Linked DNA regions of Homo sapiens: region 1 is linked to region 2. Evidence: chromatin contacts called from ENCODE Hi-C or POLR2A ChIA-PET data. All regions are on one chromosome and are shown on one strand. Each heading gives the region's core, a stretch centred on a gene start or an enhancer-like site at or near the end of the contact. The rest is flanking DNA. Distances are from core to core; before and after follow the strand shown.

What was found. Hi-C counts contacts between places; a loop is a spot of excess contacts on that map. ChIA-PET counts read pairs that join two places held with the same protein, here RNA polymerase II (POLR2A). Pooled maps may share reads with other maps.
Region 1: a map of mammary epithelial cell shows a loop between it and region 2 (8-fold over the local background). The contact joins two enhancer-like sites. A Hi-C loop is called at or near these places in 1 of 168 maps with a recorded cell type or tissue (mammary epithelial cell), 1 of 37 single-sample maps with no recorded cell type and 2 of 50 pooled maps. POLR2A ChIA-PET finds 5 or more read pairs at or near these places in 4 of 52 experiments (OCI-LY7, PC-3, T-cell and 1 more).

What each region holds. Positions count from the first base shown.
Region 1 is chr7:768,536-774,528 of GRCh38, reverse strand. It overlaps DNAAF5 (dynein axonemal assembly factor 5), which reads right to left. Exons shown (of 13, transcript NM_017802.4): 9 at 3,911-4,058; 10 at 331-481. Among named protein-coding and RNA genes, the nearest start is that of PRKAR1B, 44 kb to the right of the region's middle. RefSeq lists enhancers at 5,848-5,993, 5,825-5,993. Within about 2 kb of position 3,133, at least 23 of the 41 ENCODE cell types and tissues checked have a DNase peak (open chromatin) inside an H3K27ac peak, as active enhancers do.
Region 2 is chr7:452,491-458,529 of GRCh38, reverse strand. No RefSeq gene overlaps it. Among named protein-coding and RNA genes, the nearest start is that of PDGFA, 64 kb to the left of the region's middle. RefSeq lists an enhancer at 5,865-6,039. Within about 2 kb of position 2,734, at least 2 of the 41 ENCODE cell types and tissues checked have a DNase peak (open chromatin) inside an H3K27ac peak, as active enhancers do.

The DNA.
Region 1 (5,993 bases), core at 1,884-4,383, 320 kb before region 2:
TCCTGGGATTCGACTCCTGGTCTTGCAGCCAGCATTGGGCCGGAAACCGAGAAACCGCACGCTCATGAGCGGCTGCAAAACCCGCAGCACGACCGGGCTGGCTGGGCCCGCGGCCTGGCTCCCGCTCTCCCGCCTGCTGTCTGAACCGCAGCCCGGCCGCCGGCTCCTGCCCTTCCGCCGCCAGTGTGGGGAGAGCCTCTTGGGGTACGGGCCCCAGGTGGAGGTGCAGCTGCTGCCTGCCCAAGTTCCTGCTGCGGGAGCTCTGCCGGGCGCCAGGAAGCCTGCGCAGTCCCCGGCCGGTGTCCACCGAGCACGCAGGGAGCCCCGTACCTGCTCTGCCGACAGGACCTCGCTGCTGGTGAGCGCCCAGAGGCAGGACACGGCAGCCGTGCGGATGGCCGCGGCTGTCCTCCCCGCATGCCACTGCAGATTGGGGGCCAGGATGTCCTTTGTCACCGTCTCGAGGTAGCTGGGAAACTGCCTGGAACCGGAACGGAGAGGGTGGATGAGGAGACCGGACAGGTGCTCGGAAGAAACGTTTCAGACTAGGGATGAATGGGGCTGAGGGGGGAGCCAAACAGGAAAACGAACTCGACCCCAAAACACGAGGCCCCTCCTCCTCTCAGGAGCTGCTTCTCAGTGCGAATTGGGAGGTTCCTCCAGGCCCAACCCTACCGGGGAGACAGGGGTGCCTGTGCCCCTGGCCTCTCCTGCGGCCCGCGTAGGTCCTGTTCTCCAGAGGCGAGCCAGAGGCCCTGGGCCGAGGGTGCACTTTCAGCCCCTCGCCGCTCCTAGCTTCAAAAGGAGGCCTGAGTGACGCCTGGGCTAGGGCAGGTGCGGTGGTGTCGGCAGCACCCAGTGAGCCCCTTTCCCATCTGCATCCCTCCCCCAGAAAAAGGCCAAGTCTCTCCAGCCACAGAACCCTCTGTCCAGCAAGGACAGTCGCTGCGGCTTCACAGAGGCGGGATGGGAGGGCCACAGGCGCGGTCCGGGGACCCAAGGGCCACAGCTCAGAGAGACGGGCAGTTCCCACCCTGTCGGCGACTTCGTCCTGATGGTGACCAGTCAGGTCAAAGTGCCACCAAGACAAACTCAAAGCAAAATGACACACTCATTAGTGACATCCCAACACCACGGTATGTTTCAAAGGTGGCTCTGGTCTCCAAGACCAGCTCCACAGCCCGCAGCCCTCCAGCGTCCGTGAAGCCTGCACAGCGTCCCTTCCTCTTCTGGAGGCGCCACCGGCTTGCTCCTGGCAGGGGCCATGTTGGGACCAGCCAGGTAGATGAGCAGATGTGGAAAGTGACGTTGGTGTGGTGTGATTTACACGCATTCCGCGAGGTTTCTGGCGTGGGTTCGTTTTTAAGCAGAGCTGCCATTTTCGGCACCGTGACTTGCAAGAGGGCTCTCTGGAATGAACGAACCCAGCGCCTGCTCCATGGTCACCACATGAAATGGCCTGGAAGTCCTGGCCTTCAGGGTGTGGGGTCCAAGTGTGGGCCAGGCGTGCCACACGGGCGCCACCTAGGAGTGCTTAGGTTTTTTTAAATTTTTTTTTTTTTTTTTTTAATTTTGGGGTGAAGGATACTCAGCCTGTGTCTGACAGAAGCTCCATCAGAACTTCTGGGCATTGATCAGAACCACCATCGAACCACTGAATGAGGCACGTTCCTTTTTTTTGAGACAAAGTCTCGCTCTTGCTGCCCAGGCTGGAGTGAAATGGCGCAATCTCCGCTCACTGCAACCTCTGCCTCCCAGGTTCAAGTGATTCTCCTGCCTCAGCCTCCTGAGTAGCTGGGATCACAGGCACTTGCCACCATGCACTGGGGCCGGGTACAGCCAGGCCTGCAGGACCCCAAGACACTATAGTCCACGGGCAGCAGGGCTGGGCACAGCCAGACCCACAGGACCCGAAGACGCTGCAGAGCCGGGGAACGAGGGGCCCAGCGGCTGGTGCTCCGGGTTCCCTGCCCGAGCACATTCCTATTCACAGAGGGACTCGAGGTCCACTGTGGGGCTTGACTTCCAGAAACGGTGCAGCCTCAAAGCCAGGAGCCTCTTGCCCTGAACTCGCAGCCACTTCTCTGGAGCTTCTGTCAGACGCAGGCTGAGCATCCTTCACTTCAGAATGCAAAGTGCTCCAGGGTCTGACCATATCTGAGCACTGACATGATGCTCAAATGAAATACTCACTGGAGCATTTTGGATTTCTGAAGTTCGGATTAGGGATGCTCTACAATGCAATTACTACAGAATTTTAAGAAAACCTAAACACAACTAGTCCCGAGTGTCCCAGGTAAGACACAGAAAGCCTGTGGGAGGCAGCCCTGAGAACCTCTCATGATTCATGGTGTCCAAGGTGGAGACACCATGGCAGACGCAGCCCTCAGCCCTCTTGGGCACCCGCACAGCAGGGACCTGCGTACAGCCGGCGCTCACAGCTGCGGTCAGCAGGAAGGTGCTCTGCGCAGACGATGGTCAGTGGCGACTCCCCGCCCACCATTTCTACTTCAGCAGAGCCAACTTGCTATTTCATGATTCTAAAAATAAAAACCAAACGGATAAAAAAAAAAATCTTTCCTATTAAAATAGCTAGTAAGTTCATTAAAATCACTGCCATCTGAACACTTTACTTCTCTTGACGCCAACCGCCTTCCACAAGACGTTGTTAGGCGCACTTTCTTTGGGAACTCAGCCCAGATGTGGAAACTGTGCTCTGCAGAGTTAACTGTTCCTGGGCAGAACCTGCCCAGCGGTTCCTCCCAAAATACAGCCGAGTGTGAGTTCCAGAGGGAAGGGCCTGGACCCTGCTGTGTTATCTGCATGGCATCTACACAAATATCAGCCTGCAAGCTGGACAGCTGCCACGGCTCTCGGTTCATATCTTTCTATGGTCCGTTCTAAGCCCTGAAGTCTTTGAAGACAAGCAGGAAACAAAATTTCCTGCAGTACGACAGGCGGGCTGAGGCCCGAGAGCAGAGATGAGGGTCATGAAGGAGAAAAGTCTGAGCGCCTGGACTCTTTCCACATGAGGCTCTGGTGTGTGAACTGCTTTCCGCTTTGACAGATGTGCTGCTGGGGCGGGTCCCGGTGCTGACGCAGCCCAGATCCAGCCGCACAGGCGGGGGTAGGACCCAGCTGACGGCACCTTTTGCTCTGAGCAAAGTAAGTGGCAGGGCCCTAAGAGCTGCCTCAGCAGTGGCACCCGGGCGGGGCCTCTTCCTCCACTGTCCCTCCCAGTGCTCCTAGAGGGCACCCATGCTTCTTGCCCTTACTTCAAAGCCGTACACCTGGAGGCCCTAGACCCTCGGGGTCTTAATGCCACCTAAAAGTTGTCTTAGATAACAAAGAGGTATTTTTACCACTTTGACCATCAATAGAAATTCAATCAGTTGTTTGTTAGGTTTGAAAAGTGCCCAAAGGCTTTTAAAACAGAGAACAGCTAATACATAAGCCATTAACAGTTAATGTTCCCTAAAACTTTTTCATTCACTGGAATTTTAATGACCACACGGAGATGACTTTGACTTAGTGCTTCTCTGTGCATTCCCTGCCGAGAGCTTGTGTTTACCCAGTGAGGATGGACTAGCTGCTTCCAGGCCAGTTAAGCTCAGGGGTCACTGCACACGCCCACCTCAGACTTGGTGTGGGGAACCCTCACCCAGAGTGCTGTGGGGGAGGGAGGTGGGGACCCCCGGCCCACCTTAGACTCGGCGTGGGGGAGGGAGGTGGGGACCCCCGGCCCACCTTTGACTCAGTGTGGGGGAGGGAGATGGGGAACCCCTTGCGCAGTGCAGTGTTGGGGAAGGAGGTGGGAACCCCCTTGCTCAGTGAGCTGTTGGGGAGGGAGATGGGGACCCCTGGCCCAGGCCCCAGCTGGGGGCCGTGCAGAGGCAGAGCCCGGACCTACCCCTGGGAGTTGATGGTGTCCGTGGCTCTGAGCAGCACGGTGGACAGGATGGAGAACAGCTTCAGGCGCATCTGCGGGTCTTGGGAGGGCTGCAGACAGGCCCTCAGCGTGGGCACGACGTGTGGCAGGGCTTCTCCCAGGGCAGGGCCTGTAAGACACAACAGAGGCTCCTGTGCACGGCCCTCAGGAGACGGGAGGAGGCCCCATCCAGCACAGGCCCAGGCTCAGGCGCTCCCACCTGGGAGAGGGCACTATCGGCCACCACCTCCCCGCTTCCTCTTTCTCAATCAGTAAGGTGATTATCACAGAAAAGCAGCAGAAAATTTTAACCCCCCAAAATCACGTTTTTCCATATGAAAACCTATTTGGTCAGGCATGGTGGCTCATGCCTATAATCCCAGCACTTTGGGAGGCCAAGGAGGGAGGATCACCTGAGGTCCAGAGTTTGAGACCAGCCTGGTCAACATGGTGAAACCCCATCTCCACTAAAAATACAAAAATTACCCTAGCATGGTGGCATATACCTGTAGTCCCATCTACTTGGGAGGCTGAGGCAGGAGAATCACTTGAACCTGGGAGGTGGAGGTTGCAGTGAGCCGAGATCGTGCCACTGCACTCCAGCCTGGGTGACAAAGTGAGACTATGTCTCAAAAAAACAAAAACAAAAACAAAACCTGGACGTGGTGGCTCACGCCTATAATTCCAGCACTTTGGAAAGCCAAGATGGGTGACCTGAGGTCACCTGAGGTCGGGAGTTCGAGACCAGCCTGACCAACATGGAGAAAAATCCCATCTCTACTAAAAATACAAAATTAGCTGGGCGTGGTGGTGGGCGCCTGTAATCCCAGCTGCTTGACTGCTTGAACCCGTGAGGCGGAAGTTGCGGTGAGCTGAGATCGCACTATTGCACTCCAGCCTGGGCACCAAGAGCAAAACTCCATCTCAAAAACAAAACAACCTTCCATTTTTCTTAAACTTTTCTAAATTTTTTTGAAAAATTAAAGTCAAGCAATAGTTGAAACAACGACCAAAATCAATTGTTTCAGTGAAAGAACTTCTTTAATATCTGCTTCTCAGCGTTGCAGCCCTCACCCCGCCCACACTCAGGGCCAAGCTCCTGCACCGTGGCTGCTCTCCGGTGGGCGCGAGGCTTGGGCGCCTGCACTGTGCATCCTACGCCCCAAGGGGTCCCCACTGCAGTAGGGCCGCCCCGCCTCCCTGTAAGTCTCCATGAATGACAGGGCAAGGACAGCTCTGAGAGTCCCTGCAGCGTCTCCTGCCAGGCTCAGCCTGCAGGCCCAGGAGCTGAAGGCTCAGGGTGGGGACTGGGTTGGGGCCGCAGAAGGAGGCGCTCTGGCCCCGGGCCAGTGTAGAGGGAGCGTCCACTGGCTTATCCAAGCAACTGTGAGTCACCTTGAGCCGTTGCTGGGGACCTCGCGATGTGAGCCTTCTCCCTGGCGCCGCCAGTCATCAGAGCAGGCTGCTCGGTAGTGGACTGAGACCCCCGCACCTGCCCTTGCCACACGGAGACGCAATGTACTCGCTGCTCTGGCTCGAAGTCAGGCCTCGCGGTGAGACCAGCTGGTGTCTTGGAGGGCCTCCCCACGCAGCCGGGCAGGAGGCGTTGCACCGAAGCTGCTGGGACGCCTGACTTGAGCCTCCCGCCAGAGCACGAGTCTTGGGCCAAGTGCCGCCCTGCCACGAGAACCACGCTGCTTCTGACCCAGTTTCTGACTGTTTCACCCTCTCTACATCTTAAACTGGAAACAAGACAGTGTTTCTGGCTTAAAAACAAAAAGAAAACAGCCAAATGTCCACAGGTCAAGTCCAACTCCTGGGATGGGAAAAAGAAGCACGCTGACGGGTGAGCCACTTGCTGTCAAGAATGTTCAAACCTGACGCCTGGGCCACGTGTCTGCCTTCCCAGCATGAGCGCTCCTGCTTGCAGCACGGACACTTCTGCCCGGGCCACCCATCTGCCTTCCCAGCATGAGCGCTCCTGCTCGAGGTAGGCGTGGACACTTCCGCCTGGGCCACGTGTCTGCCCTCCCAGCACTAGCGCTCCTGCTTGCAGCACGGACAC
Region 2 (6,039 bases), core at 1,485-3,984:
CCAGGCTCAACCCAGGGAAGCCCCATCCCCACTGTCCAGGCTCGGCCCACGGGACCTCCGTCCCCACTGTCCAGGCTCGGCCCAGGGGACCCCCATGCTCGGCTCACAGGAGCCCCGCCTCTACTGTCCGGGCTCAGCCCAGGGGACCCCTGCCCCCACTGTCTGGGCTTGGCCCAGGGGACCCCCATCCCTACTGTCCAGGCTCGGTCCAGGGGACCCCCATCCTTAGTGTCCAGCAGGGAGGGCGGGATGTGCGCTCACAATTCCTGCCGTTCACCGCCGGCCATGAGATGCGAGTTAAGGAAACATTTATTTTAAATGTAAACTGAGAGCAGCAGAATTCCTGGATGGGCTCTGTGGCCGCAGCCGTGGACCTGAGGCCAGGCGGTATGAATAGGAACAGTTGTCGCTGCTCTTAACCCAGAGGGGCCCCCGTGGACAGTGGGGCCTAGGGGAGGGCCGTACAGGCAGCGATGTCCCCGTGGGGCAGGGTCAGACCCTGACCTGTGGCCCTCTCGACCTCACCCTCACACCCCTGGGAGTCTGCGGGAGGACAAGGCCTCACTGCTGTCCCCAGCCCCTCACCCGAGGCCTGGTGCTGAGTCCATTCTGCCCGCCTTCAGCTCGGGAGCGCCAGCAGCACCCAAGGCCCCTTGTGCTCCCTCTTCCTCTTCAGGGAGACGACTCCCATCCCACACTGGAAGTCGCACATCAACACAGCCCCCCACCCTCACTGCCACCCCTCCTCTGTGGGCCCCAGAGGCCTGGGGGGTCCCAGCGTTGGAGTGGGAGGTCTGGGGTGGGAGATCTGGGGGTCCCGGCATTGGGGTGGGAGGCCCGGGGGTCCTGGCATTGGGGTGGGAGGCCCGGGGGTCCCAGCATTGGAGTGGGAGGTCCAGGGTGGGAGATCTAGGGGTCCCGGCGTTGGGGTGGGAGGTCTGGAGGGGAGATCTGGGGGTCCCGGCATTGGGGTGGGAGACCTGGGGGTCCTGGCATTGGGATGGGAGGCCCAGGGGTCCTGGTGTTGGGGTGGGAGGCCTGGGGGTCCCAGCGTTGGAGTGGGAGGTCCGGGGTGGGAGACCTGGGGGTCCCGGCATTGGGGTGGGAGACCTGGGGGTCCTGGCATTGGGATGGGAGGCCCAGGGGTCCTGGTGTTGGGGTGGGAGGCCTGGGGGTCCCAGCGTTGGAGTGGGAGGTCCGGGGTGGGAGACCTGGGGGTCCCGGCGTTGGGGTGGGAGGCCCGGGGGTCCCAGTGTTGGAGTGGGAGGTCTGGGGTGGGAGATCTGGGGTCCCGGCATTGGGGTGGGAGGCCTGGGGGTCCTGGCATTGGGGTGGGAGGCCCGGGGGTCCTGGCGTTGGGGTGGGAGGCCTGGGGGTCCCAGCGTTGGAGTGGGAGGTCCGGGGTGGGAGACCTGGGGGTCCCGGCGTTGGGGTGGGAGGCCCAGGGGTCCCAGTGTTGGAGTGGGAGGTCTGGGGTGGGAGATCTGGGGTCCTGGCATTGGGGTGGGAGGCCCGGGGGTCCCAGCGTTGGAGTAGGAGGTCCAGGGTGGGAGATCTGGGGGTCCTGGCGTTGGGGTGGGAGGCCTGGGGGTCCCGGCGTTGGAGTGGGAGGCCTGGGGGTCCCAGTGTTGGAGTGGGAGGTCTGGGGTGGGAGATCTGGGGTCCTGGCGTTGGGGTGGGAGGCCTGGGGGTCCCAGTGTTGGAGTGGGAGGTCTGGGGTGGGAGATCTGGGGTCCTGGCGTTGGGGTGGGAGGCCTGGGGGTCCCAGCGTTGGAGTGGGAGGCCTGGGGTGGGAGATCTGGGGTCCTGGCGTTGGGGTGGGAGGCCTGGGGGTCCCAGTGTTGGAGTGGGAGGCCTGGGGTGGGAGATCTGGGGTCCTGGCGTTGGGGTGGGAGGCCCAGGGGTCCCAGCGTTGGAGTGGGAGGCCTGGGGTGGGAGATCTGGGGTCCTGGCGTTGGGGTGGGAGGCCTGGGGGTCCCAGTGTTGGAGTAGGAGGTCCAGGGTGGGAGATCTGGGGGTCCCGGCATTGGGGTGGGAGGCCCAGGGGTCCCAGTGTTGGAGTGGGAGGTCTGGGGTGGGAGATCTGGGGTCCTGGCGTTGGGGTGGGAGGCCTGGGGGTCCCAGCGTTGGAGTGGGAGGTCCGGAGTGGGAGATCTGGGGTCCTGGCGTTGGGGTGGGAGGCCTGGGGGTCCCAGTGTTGGAGTGGGAGGTCTGGGGTGGGAGATCTGGGGTCCTGGCGTTGGGGTGGGAGGCCTGGGGGTCCCAGCGTTGGAGTGGGAGGTCCGGAGTGGGAGACCTGGGGGTCCCGGCGTTGGGGTGGGAGGCCTGGGGGTCCCAGTGTTGGAGTGGGAGGTCTGGGGTGGGAGATCTGGGGTCCTGGCGTTGGGGTGGGAGGCCTGGGGGTCCCAGCGTTGGAGTGGGAGGTCCGGAGTGGGAGATCTGGGGGTCCCGGCATTGGGGTGGGAGGCCCAGGGGTCCCAGTGTTGGAGTGGGAGGTCTGGGGTGGGAGATCTGGGGTCCTGGCATTGGGGTGGGAGGCCTGGGGGTCCCGGCGTTGGGGTGGGAGGCCTGGGGGTCCTGCCGTCGCATCGCTGGCTCTCCCTGAACCCCCTCCTGGTCTGGTCTCTCCCTTCCCAGTGGACCCAGCGTCATCGGAAACAAAAGCCAAGAATGCTGAGGGGCCCCCGGGGCCAGTGACAGCGGCTGGCCGGGCGCCAGCAATCACCATAGGCGAGTCGGGGAGCTGGCGGGTGGCCAGGAAGTGTCCCTACGGCTGCCTGGTGGGCATGTGGGCGGCCGGGCGGGCGGGCAGCCCAGGGAAAAGGCCCCTTCCGGGGGAGCCCACGGGGAAGCAAGGTCACCCTCAGACCCCAGCCCGTCTGTGCACGTGTGAGCGTGGGGGCGGGGGGCAGAGGGAGCCCCACTCAGAGGTGGGGAAACGGAGGCTCAGCGGGGAGTAGCGACTGCATGTGATACTCACAGTGGCCCCTGTGCTCCCCGGGGACACGGACACAGCCGTCCCCACGTCCTGCGTCCAGCCCAGGCCTGGCACAGGGAGGAGGGAAGGGCCAGGCACTGTGGGAACTCTGTGTTGTGAAGCTGCCCATGGCCTCGGGTTCAGGTGGATGCTGCCCCGTTGTATCCACGTGGAGATGGGCCCCAGCGATGCTCCAGGGCGGGAACCTGACTCTGGGCTCAGACTGCTCCTGACTTCTGAGCTTCCCACCTGTCCGGGCGAGGCCTGCATGGGCCGGTGGAGGTCAGGAGAGGCAGAGCTTGGCTGACTGGGCCCCCGAGGACACACGGGGGACAGGGTGGATGCTGACCTGGGCCCGCGTCTTGCCCAGGCTGGGCCAGTGGAGAAGGCCCTGGTGGAGGCGTCCACCCCTCCTGGGTCCCCAGGGCACCGTCCCATCTGCAGCCCAACGGACATGCTGTTCTGCCCCAGCACAGGGGCTGTAACCTCGGTGCTCGGACGGACTCAGGACAGACGCCGGCGCTCCGATGCAGTCAGGACAGACGCCAGCGCTCGGACGGACTCAGGACAGACGCCGGCGCTCGGACGGACTCAGGACAGACGCGGGCGCTCGGACCGACTCAGGACAGACGCGGGCGCTCGGACGGACTCCGGACAGACGCGGGCGCTCGAAGGACTCCGGACAGACGCCGGCGCTCGGATGGACTCTGGATAGACGCCGGCGCTCGGACGGACTCAGGATAGACGCCGGCAGACCCACACCTCACTGAGGGCCAGGTGACGAGCCCCCTCCACCAGGAAGGCCTCCTTGCTCTGGCTGTGCGGCCCCGGCTCGGTGGCCCCCGGCAGATTTTTGTGGGTGCTGCGGGTGCTGTCCAGGGGGAGATGCCTGGTGCTGCTGTGTCCCAGGGCAGCCCCTGGGAATGGACACCCTGCCCAGGACGTCCGCCTCCCTCTTACAGACAGGGAAACTGAGGCCTGCCTGCAGCTGTGACAAGAAGGGCTGTAGAGGGACCCGTGCATGTAGGTGGGGGTCTGGCCACCCCAGCTGGTGAGCTCCCACTTCATCGGCTCCGCAGGCCCAAAGCCCAGTCAGGTGCAGGAATTGTTACCCCTTCCTCAGGTGGCCGTGTGGACCCCTGGAGAGAATTCTGACTTGGAGTCTGCATAGAGTCAGAACCAGGCTCTGCCACCCACTTGGGGAGTCTCTTGCCCAACCTGGGCTTGTTTACTCAGCTGTTGTGGGCAAGAGACCCCTCGCCACCCGGGGGGGGAGGGCTGGAGGATCCAGGGGTCTCCCCAGACCTGTCACAGCAGCTCAGGACAGTGGCGTCAGGACCACGAGGGTGGTGGGCGTTCCTGTGCTGGGTGGGGGTGCTGAGGGGGTGGCATTCTCCTCTTCCTCCCCACAAGAGCCTGAGGAGCCCTTGCCTCCGGGGCGTGTAGATGCAAGACAAGCATCGTTTTACTCCAGGGAAGAGCAATGCTGCCCAGGAGGGCCCGTCCACCTGTGGGGCCTGGAGATGCAGGACAAGCATCATTTGACTCCAGGGAACAGCAATGCCGGCCGGGAGTGCCCATCCATGGGAAGATGCTGGAGAATCGACGTGGTTCCTGGTCCTGCTGCTGGGTCAGGACCTCAGAGGCCCCTGGAGTATGTGCCTAGCCCACCCGCCCCCAGGCCCTCGCCTTCCATAACCAACTCAAAATGAAAACAGACCAAACCATACAATAAAAACGTGCAATTTTAACAGTGGGGGAGCCTAACGTGGGCGGAAGGCGCGGGCTGCCCGGGGTTGGATTCCGGGCCTTTCCTTACCAGCTGCACGACCTTGGGGACGCTGCGTACATCTCCCTGTCCTCGATTTCTCTTATCTGTGAAATGGGGAGATCACAGAACCTCTTTCAAGGTCCCTGTGAGTGTGTTCATAGATACAAACCCTTAGAACGATGTCTGGCATTAGACACAGTGATCAACAATCAGGTGTTATCATTGAACGTGACACACGGAGCCCGTGTCTGCTGGAATGAAAGCAGGTTCCTTCCGGGTTTGGGCTGCTCCTGAGTTCGCTTTGTGCCTGTGGGTCTGGACAGTCCAGGCCTCTGGGGCCTTTCCCCAGGGCTCCAGCCAGACAATGGTGGACACGGCGCAGGGGCAGAGGGTGCTGGCCGGCCTCAGTGTGGCAGGAAGACCTTCTACCCAGAGCATGGGGATGCCTGAGCCACCCCATCCTGCCAGGAGAGCATGGCTGGTGCGGGCGCCCCCCCCAACCCATGGCACTTGTCCAGGCCTGAGGCACCGGCTCCCACAGTGTCTCCAGGGACCACGGCCTGTGCTGGCCGTGGAGGCTCCTCCTCTTCAGGGGGCTGGGGCTTCCCCTGCGTGCCTCAAACGCAGCTTCTCTACGCAATGGTGCCCACCTGGGCCCCAGCCCCTCTTCAGGTCCTCATGTTTCCAAGCCACAGCCAGAAGCACACCTGGAGAGGGGTGAGAGCACGGACCCCCGCCTGGCCTGCCCTGTTCCCTCTGCCCAGGCATTTCCTGAAGCCCCGGTGCCTCCCTGCGGATGGGAATTCCCCTCCAACCCCCAGCTCGCTGGGGCCCTGGGCCGGCCTGCAGGAGGGACCTCTGACACCCCCGTCGTCTTTCTGGGACCCAGGGAGGGCTGGCTCAGCAAGGAAGGACCGAGGGGGTGGACGGAGCTGCCAGGCTTCCTCCCTCTTGCTGACCCTTGATGGGGCCTGAGTGGCCTCAGGGTGTGGACCCTCCTGGCTCAGGCCCTGGGGATATTAGCGGTGATCTCCGCAGACTCTTCGCTCCCTTGGCGAATTCCATGCAACCCCACACAACCCTTCGAGGTGGAGGCTGAGGACCAGTCCCGTTTTACAGGTGCAAACACTGAGGTGCAGAGGCGTGAGGCCGCTGTCTGAGGCCATACTGTGCACCGCGGAGCTGGGGCTGGGGCCAGGCTCTGCGTCCCGGCTGCCTCGGGGTGGCTGCGTGGCCTGGGACAAGTCCTGGAAGCTCTGCATTCGGGGTCCTGGCTGCCAAGAGTGAGGAT